Regions from separate parts of the Homo sapiens genome. Here region 1 is linked to region 2. A link is a contact called in ENCODE Hi-C or POLR2A ChIA-PET data. All regions are on one chromosome and are shown on one strand. The core of a region is the stretch at or near the end of the contact, and the rest is flanking DNA. Distances in the headings are between cores, read along the strand shown.

What was found. Hi-C counts contacts between places; a loop is a spot of excess contacts on that map. ChIA-PET counts read pairs that join two places held with the same protein, here RNA polymerase II (POLR2A). Pooled maps may share reads with other maps.
Region 1: a loop to region 2 is called in a pooled map, with 5 times the contacts of the local background. The contact joins the enhancer-like site here to the promoter of KIAA1614-AS1 in region 2. A Hi-C loop is called at or near these places in 6 of 50 pooled maps. POLR2A ChIA-PET finds 5 or more read pairs at or near these places in 4 of 52 experiments (HEK293, K562, T-cell and 1 more).

What each region holds. Positions count from the first base shown.
Region 1 is chr1:181,103,241-181,107,102 of GRCh38, reverse strand. No RefSeq gene overlaps it. Among named protein-coding and RNA genes, the nearest start is that of IER5, 16 kb to the right of the region's middle. RefSeq lists silencers at 1,284-1,333, 1,594-2,083, 2,104-2,163 and an enhancer at 856-1,750. Within about 2 kb of position 2,327, at least 29 of the 41 ENCODE cell types and tissues checked have a DNase peak (open chromatin) inside an H3K27ac peak, as active enhancers do.
Region 2 is chr1:180,953,018-180,957,294 of GRCh38, reverse strand. It overlaps KIAA1614-AS1 (KIAA1614 antisense RNA 1), which reads left to right and starts at 2,408. Exons shown (of 2, transcript NR_145481.1): 1 at 2,408-2,627. RefSeq lists an enhancer at 2,173-2,778 and a silencer at 2,814-3,353.

The sequences.
Region 1 (3,862 bases), core at 1,078-3,577, 150 kb before region 2:
ATTCACAGGTAGAAGGTCCTCAGGAAATGGTAGATACATTTTCCTTACCTGAGGCATAATTCTACCCTGGAGTTTTTCTTTTTTTTTTTCCCCCTGGAGAAAAGGGAAGATAAAAGCTGACTTTGTTGGACAGAAAAGAAACAGAAGATGGATACATTAAAAATGTAAGTGCTTACAATTTGCAGCATACATGAAACTCTGCCCACTTCACTTAAATATGTCCACCAAAACCTCAGCCCCCTCCAGCCTCTGGCAAGGGAGTCCTAGCTGGGGTTCTGGGAGATGGCAGCAGAACCTTGGTGAGATGGCCTTGGGCTTGACTTTGCAGAGCTAAAAAGGAAAGACGTTCAAACAATGAAAAGTCCTCCCACCGGATTCCACCTTCTGTTGGCCACTTCCTTCCTTCCCTCCTTTTTCCTTCCCTTCCTGCGGGAGCTACTCTGCCCCACCTTCCTTCCTGGAGAGGAGGACCTACCCTTTCCTCTCTAGGGCTGGTGCCAAAGGGATGAACAATGTGATTGCTGGGGGGGCGGGTAGGGGTGCAGGGAGTCAAGAAGTGGGAAGAAGCAGCCGGTGTTCGAAACAAACCAGAGTAACCAAGCAGAGATGGAGGGAGAGAGATGTTTAGTCCTCAAGGTGCATTTCAGGAGTCTTTGACCAGTTCCCAGAAATTTCCTTCATTTAAGCTTCCAAGCAAAGAGACTGCTAATGGCAGCAACGGCAGTAGAATCCCCAAAGCCTCATCAAGGTGCCCAAATAATGTGACCTCAAGGTGACAGAAAAAAGGATGGCGTCAGTGAGGTAAAAGGGGCACTCAATCTAGGTAGCCATTTGCAATCTCCCTTCTGCTGTCCCACAGCCCAGAGAGAAAAGAAAAAGTGGAAAGGAAACCGTGAAAAGAGGCAGAGACATCAAGAGAGTTTCTGGAAGAGTCTTGAAAAGGGCAAGGACAGAAAGAAGATGCCAATAGGAAGGGGAGAGGACAATACAAAAGGTAATGTGGAGCTGAAAATAGGAGAGGGGAGAGTCGCCCTTCCATCAAATGTAATGATAAAGCTACCAAAGGAGACCAGAGAGTGGCGGAGGGGGAAGGTCAAATGGAGGCGTTCGTGAAGGCAGAGCTTTGGAGAGAGGGCCAAACGTGAGATGGCGAGCACACAAAAAAGGCGCTCCAGGAGGCAGTTGAGGGGGCTGGAACGAAGTGAGAGAGAAGAAGGAAGAAATCAAAGGGTTCATCGAGGGAAGGGGGCGCCTAGGAAACACGCCCGGGAGGGCCCCGCTTTGTCTGGCGTGGGCGGCGGCGGGGGCAGCACGTGCAGCCGGGAGCGCGCTGAGCCGCCAGGCTCCGAGCCGAAGAGCGCCGAGAGGAGACACGACGCGCGGGGGCGGCCCCAGCCCCTCAGACCAGCGAGACCTCTCGCCGGCGGGCCCAGCGCTGCAGAAGGGGCGCATTGTTATGTCCCAGGTCGCAGCAGATTGCCGCTGTCCTGCAATACTCTCGCATCCTGGCACCGCGCCACTGGCACGGCCCGGGGGCTGGAAATAACTGCGCCGTTCCCATGACGACGAGGAAGCTCCCCCCGCCCCCGCCCCGCCCCGCCCCGCCCGCTGAGCTCCGCCCACCGGTACCCGCCGCGGCCGCCTCCCCACAACGGAGCTCCCCCGGTCACCCTGGCAACGGCGGCCGCGGCGCGCGGGAGGTGACTCTAAAAGCGGCGGGCCCCGCCCCCGCCCTCCAGCCCGCAGCGCCGCGCCGCGCGCCCAGCCCCCGCCTGGGCCTGCTCTCGGGCGGGACCTCACTGGGGCAGCCGCGGGCGCCGGCGCAGGAAGCCTCCCTTCCCCCTCGGCCCGCCGGGCCCGGAAAGGCGGGAGCTGGGAGGAAGCTTCGCGGCGGCCGAGGCTGCGGGAGAGGACGAGCGCGCCCCATTTTCTCCGCGGAGCCGCCCCCAGCCCTCCTGACCTCCGCGCCCCTTTAAATCCTCCGCGGGTCTCCCCGCCCTTCCTGCTGGGATGGGAGGAGACCTTAGCGGACGGTGCTCTGCCTGTGCGGCCAGATGAAAGGGGGACTGGGAAAATGAAGCCAGCTCTTGCCGGTGGGCTGGGGGCGGCAGGAATCCGGAGCTCTGGCCGCTGGCGGCACTGGGCTTGAGGGAAGCGGCGGCACGGGAGGCGTCCTCGGGAGCCGGGGTCTCACGGTCCAGGGAACGCCCCCGCCGCCGGCTTGCTAGCGAGGCATCCCGTGAACAAAGAGGCCTGCTTCACCCTACTGGGGCGATCGCCCCCCGGAGGGAAGGGTTTCCACCTTGCACGGCACTCGCGCGTTTTGTCTGTTGGTTGTGGTGAGGAGGGTGTATTGCAGATCCAAAAGGAGCCTCTCGGCCTCCCAGGGTGTCTGGGTCAGAATTGAGACGTTCTGGGCGAGGAGGTGTTGGGAGGGGAGTAGGAGGTCGGAAGGAGAGAGGCCGACCCAGTTAGCTCTGTTCACACCGTCCCTCTCTAGGAGCGGAGCCTACACCTGACTTGTTTGGAATGTGAGCTTTTGCAGGGGACAGAGGCCCTGGCACGTAGAAAGTTCTAAACTGTCTGGTGAATTGCTGCAATTAAAACCAGAGCGGCTCCTTCAGTTGTCCTGGGTGGGCAGGGCATCCCAAAGAAACACAGAAAGTATGCAGGGTCCTTTGAAAATAGTGCCCATATCAAACAAAATATTAATACTTCGCATTTGTAAAGTCCTTTCCTCTAAGAATGTTGTCTCGTTCCATATATATTTTCCACTCCATAAAATTCTAGAGCACAAAGAAAGGATTCATATGGGAGCGAATAGAACAAGTAAAGACGGTCAGCTGTGGTCACAGTGGAGGAACTGAAGAGTTTAGACTTCACCAGCTCTTAGAGCCCTGTTTTCTTTGAAGTGGTTACAACCGAGTACTTTGGTGTGGCCTAAAGAGTTTGAAGGTATACAGTTAAAGGACCTGGAAATAAGATTGGGCTGGCCATTGGGGCCTTGCTTTTCTCATCTGTGAGATGATAGTTGTGAAAATGAGATTAGACTGTATGAAATATTCTTCGTAAGCCATAGGATATGTTATACAAATGCTTTAGTTATTGAAACATCTATAAATTGGTATACAAGTCATGATTACTGTAGTTGCAATACGGAGTTGGTGGGGTGCTTCAGATTTGCAAGCTGTAGGAGGTGGGAACAGGACTGAAGGGCTATGTGCTGATGAATCTCCTTCAGCATTGCTGTGGAATGGATATGCTTCCCCAAAATTCATATGTGTTGAAGCTCTAACCCCTAATGTGACTATATCTGGAAATAGGGTCTTTAGGAGCTCGCTCTCTCCTCTGCCATGTGAGGGTACAGCAAGAAGGCGGCCATCTGCAAGCCAGAAACAAAGCCCTCAACAGAACCTGACCATGCTGGCACCCTGATCTCAGATTTCCAGGCTCCGGAACTATGAGAAATACATTTTTTTGCTTAAACCACTCTGTGATATTTTGTTATGGCAGCCAGAGCAGACTAAGACAAATATGTCTTCGCTTGGAGCTAAGCGCCCCTCCTACCACCTCCACCACCTGGCGTTTTGTTCAGCACTTCCACAGTTGTCTCATTTTTAATTTGTAACCGTGTAAGTTGGAATTGGCAAGATTTATTTTAAAATGAAGAAGCTAAGAAACAAAAAGATTAAAAGGCCTGCTGAAAGTCACACAGATTGTGAATGACTGAACTAGAACTAGAGTCTCCCCAGACAACATCTAGTCCCTAGCATCTGCCAGGTTCTGGGCTAGATTCGAGGGATAAGGAGATGAATATGATTTAGAGGTGGAGAGGGTACAGTCTGGTCAAGCAAAGAAACGT
Region 2 (4,277 bases), core at 1,159-3,658:
GTTCTGGCCAATATTTGATGCAAATCTGATGTGTGGGGTAGGTCTTTGACCAAGGCTGTAGGGATGCCGTGAGGAGCAAAACATTTTCATTCAGTTCTCAACCCGACGAGGGAAATACTGTTGAGACCAATTTTACACCTGAAAACTGGGGCATGCAGCAATAAAGAAATTTGTCTAAGGCTACAACTAGTAAGTGGTAGAGACAGAATTGGAGCCCAGGTTGGCCTGGACCATACAAGGCCTCCATGAAGAGAAAACACACTGGCCTGACTTCAGTGGTGGCAAGCAGATGTCTCACTAAGCCATCCCTCTAACATGAGAAGTGGTAACATAAGGCTGAGGAGTGGGGAGAGGGGTCACAAAAGCGGTGCCAGTTAGTGGCAGATTAAAGCACTGAACTAGAAGTACCTGGGATAAAGCATGGATATCAGTTGCCTTGGACTTGACCGCATTTCAAGTCCACTGTAGGGTTCAAGAGATCTACTGGCTCAGGGTTTCACACAGGTCCGCCTTGCTGATAAATGTTTTGGAGCTTTTGTGTATTTGGCTGGAAATAAGCAAAAAGTAAATGAGCCAAACCCCTTACTGTATAAACCCAGAAAAGCCTGGAGACTTAGTCTGGGGAGCTCAGGATGAGAATGAAAATTGTGGCCTCTGAATGCCACTCCCATGGCTGCCAGCACCCCTTGTTCCTGAGTTAACACCAGAGCTGGATGGAGGCTGGTGAGCTTGGGGTCTTGGGGGGCATGGGGTCCTAGAGCTGGCTCTCCTGGGAGCCTTTCTGCTCCTTAGGTAGAGTGGGGCCTCCTGCCTTGGGGCTTCCATTGTAGCCCTGCACGCTGGCCTTTTTTCACAACCAAAGCTGTATCCATCCTGGGGATGAGGGTATCCTAAGGGCAGGACAGGCCCCTCCCCAGTGCCTGGCACTGGGCCAGAACCCTAAGGGCAGCTCCACACTGTGAGTAGGGGCCTGAGCCCAGACTGCAGAAGGACAAGACAAAGGCAGGCCCGGCAGGCAGCCTGGCAGCCACAGGAGAGCTCCGGATACCCTCCAGGACTGGCAGGGCAGCTGTTAAGCCCTGGCTCCATGGGCACATATCAGCGCCAGTCCCCGCAGCCCCTTTCCTCAGGGTCCAGCACTCCGACCTGGCCAACCCACAGCCAGAGAGCGCTGGGCAGAGCTTCTTGCCAAGGAAGGCTCTTGCCATTTCTAAGCAGGTGCTCTGGCTTTGTAGGAAAGAGGGAAACTTCTCTGCGGATATGTGGGGGAGGGAGGGAGAAAGGGGAAGGCCTGTTCATGCAGGTGCAGCAGGGCCTTTTGAGTCGCTCCAGAACTAGTCTGGGGACTTGGGGTGGGAAATGGGTTGGGTAGATGAACTAGGGAAGTCCACTTGTTGCCAGGTAAGTTTAGTGGAGGATAAACAAGCAATTCTACCTAAAGAGTCACAATAAAGAGCCCTTGGTACAAGATCCTATGGGATTTAAGGGGAGGAGCCGAAGTCAGCATGCAGTATCGGGAATGCTTCCAGAGACAGACACCTCTAATATTTTTGAAGGCTGCCACGGGGTTTGTGGGGGGACAGGGAAAAGGCATTCCAGCCAAGGCACATGCATAAAGCATGAGAGAGTAGGTGGGTGCATGGATGGGTGAAGTTGGGGCTAGTGGGATCCAGGAGCCAACAAACAAAGCTCCTGCCAATAATACCCACACAAGAATCCTGTGCCCAGAGGCAGTTTGGAAGACTAAGAAGTCCACAGTCGCATCATTGCCCTCCTCTCCTGGGTCATAGGCCTCTTCTTGGCACACCCGGAAAAGAGGTGGAAACAAACAGCTGCCCAGGACACCTGGGCATCTAGGATGGAGGCCTCTTCCCCACTACCCCAGGGGCCAGGCCATAGCCCTGAGGGTTTCTTCTGCCTCCCCGCAGAACAGAGCCATAACCCACTTTAAATTACAACTCGGTACACACTTGCAGAAGCATTTCTCAAAACCTAACCTACCCTTGGCTTGTATAAAGCACTCTAATTTTTATTTTAATTTAATGTTGGTCTCAACCCACAAAATTGCTTTTATAACCCATGAGTGAATTGTGCCTGCAGTTTGGAAACACTGCCCTGGAAAGGGATCTGCCTGCTCTTCTCCAGCCCCACTTCCCAGAAGAAAAACCAAAATGAGAGCCCCTGCGTCCTGGTGAAGGTCAGTGGCGGGCAGGCCAAGCAGGGCCTCCAGAGCTGCTCGAGGGCCTCCAAGGGAGGTGAGCTGCAGAGGGACCCAGGAGGGTGGAAGGATGCTGGCTGGAAGTCACAGAGGGCCAGGTTCAAATCCTGCCTCCGCTTTTGATTGGCTCCCAGACCTTGGATCTATCTGTGAATTAACCTTTGAGCCTCGGACTCCTCGTGCGTTAGCCTGGTATAATAGTCTCTCTCTCGCAGTGTTGCCGTATGGATTCAGGGTGATTTAATGACCTCAACAGAGCTCTGGAACATTTGCGTAGCTGGCAGGGCAAGGCGAGGGACAGCCCAACGAAGGCAGGTCCTTGAAGTCCTGGTTAACACTGGTTTCCAAAATTCGAGCCGGCCTGCGGTTTTTCCAGCACGCCTGAAAGCTGGGGACACTCATGCACCAGGTACTCATTCCTGCACACCCCGCCCCCGCCCCACGGACATGAGGGTCCATAGGTCGCCCCACTTCCTCCCCATCCCTCCGGCCAGCTCCAGCTCATCCTCCCAGTCTGGCTCGGCGCGCCGCCTCCACATCACCTTTCAGCAAGGCCCGGGACCGTGCGGTGCACCAGTAGGCCCCGTCCGCCTCCCCAGCCGTGCGTTTCTCAAAGGCAGGGTGAGCCCAGCAGTGTGTGTGCGTGTACGCGTGCGCGCGTGTGCTGGGGGCGGGGTTTGCAAAACTCCCGCGAGCCCGCCCTCCCTCCACCCTCAGGCTGCAGGCCCCCGCGGCTCTAACAGCCGGTGCCCTGCTGGACACACCCCGCCTCGCGGAAGCGGCCTTGGCACGAAGGCCCTGGCGACCCCCAGGCAGCGCAACGGGCCGCTCCCCTCTCACCCCCGCCCGCGCGAGGCCCCGCGGGAGGACGCGGACAGAGGCTGTTGGCTGTGCTGCCTGGCCCCACGCCTCCTGTCTGCGCGGCGGGAACACTCCGCGGGCGGCCGCGTGGCCGGGAAGGCGCGGCTGGCGCGGAGTCTGCGGGTGCAGAGCAAGCGGCCGCCCGCTGCCTGCCCTGGCCGGTGGGGACAGCCCGCCCTGCCAGGGAGACTTGGGGGGGCACCGGAGTCGCTGCGAGGTTGCCTCTAGTGGCCTGAGGGCGGGGCGGGCGCGGGGCAGCTGCTGAGGGCACAGTCGCCTCCTGGTCGCAGGGCCCGCGACAGACCCCGATTCTCCCTCCCGGGACACCGGGTGCCAGCTGCGGATATCTCTCGCCGCCGCTGCACCCCGCAGCGACAGAGGGGGGCCCCCGGGAAAGAGGGGAAAACCAGCCGCCGCCCGGGACGCTGGTTCTGCGGGTGGCTTCTGAAAATGCCCCCAAGCCCCGAGGAGACTGAGGTGCCTGAGGCAAAGGGGTGCCACTTTCTGCTCCGTGTAGTCCCAGTGTCAGGGGCCTTCTGTGAACCGCGGGAGGGACATAAGTTAGACACCGGGAATACCCACACCTTTGCATGTGGCTGCTTCGTTTCTGTGCCTGAGCCACTTGGCCCTTGCTGTAGCTTCCTACTCGTTTTACAAAGCCCTGCTTGTGCTCACCTGCCCGGTTGGCGCCCTTGCCAACTACCCGGCCAACCACGAATCACGGCCCCAGGCTGTCCACAGGCTACCCACAGGCTACACCGGCTGCAGCTCCTCTTGCAGCATACCCTGCATCCGGCGCTGTAATGTGTGTGTGCCTCCCCCTGGGCTGGGGCCCCTTGAGGCTGCGGGTCTTTCTTAAGTCCGGGGGCTCTTGCCTGGCCTAGGCCTGGTTCCTGGTTAATAAGCTCTCAGTAAGAAGGTTCTGATGGCCCAGGCACTATGGCTCAGGCCAGCACTTTGGGAGGCTGAGTCGGGCGGATCACATGAGGTCAGGAGTTCGAGACCAGCCTGGCCAACATAGTGAAACCCTGTCTCTACCAAAAATACAAAAATTAGCTAGACATAGTGGCAGGCGCCTGTAGTCCCAGCTACTTGGGAGGCTGGGGAAGGAGAATCACTTGAGCCCAGGAAGCGGAGGTTACAGTGAGCTGATACTGTGCCATTGCACTCCAAGCCTGGGCAACAGAGTGAGACACTG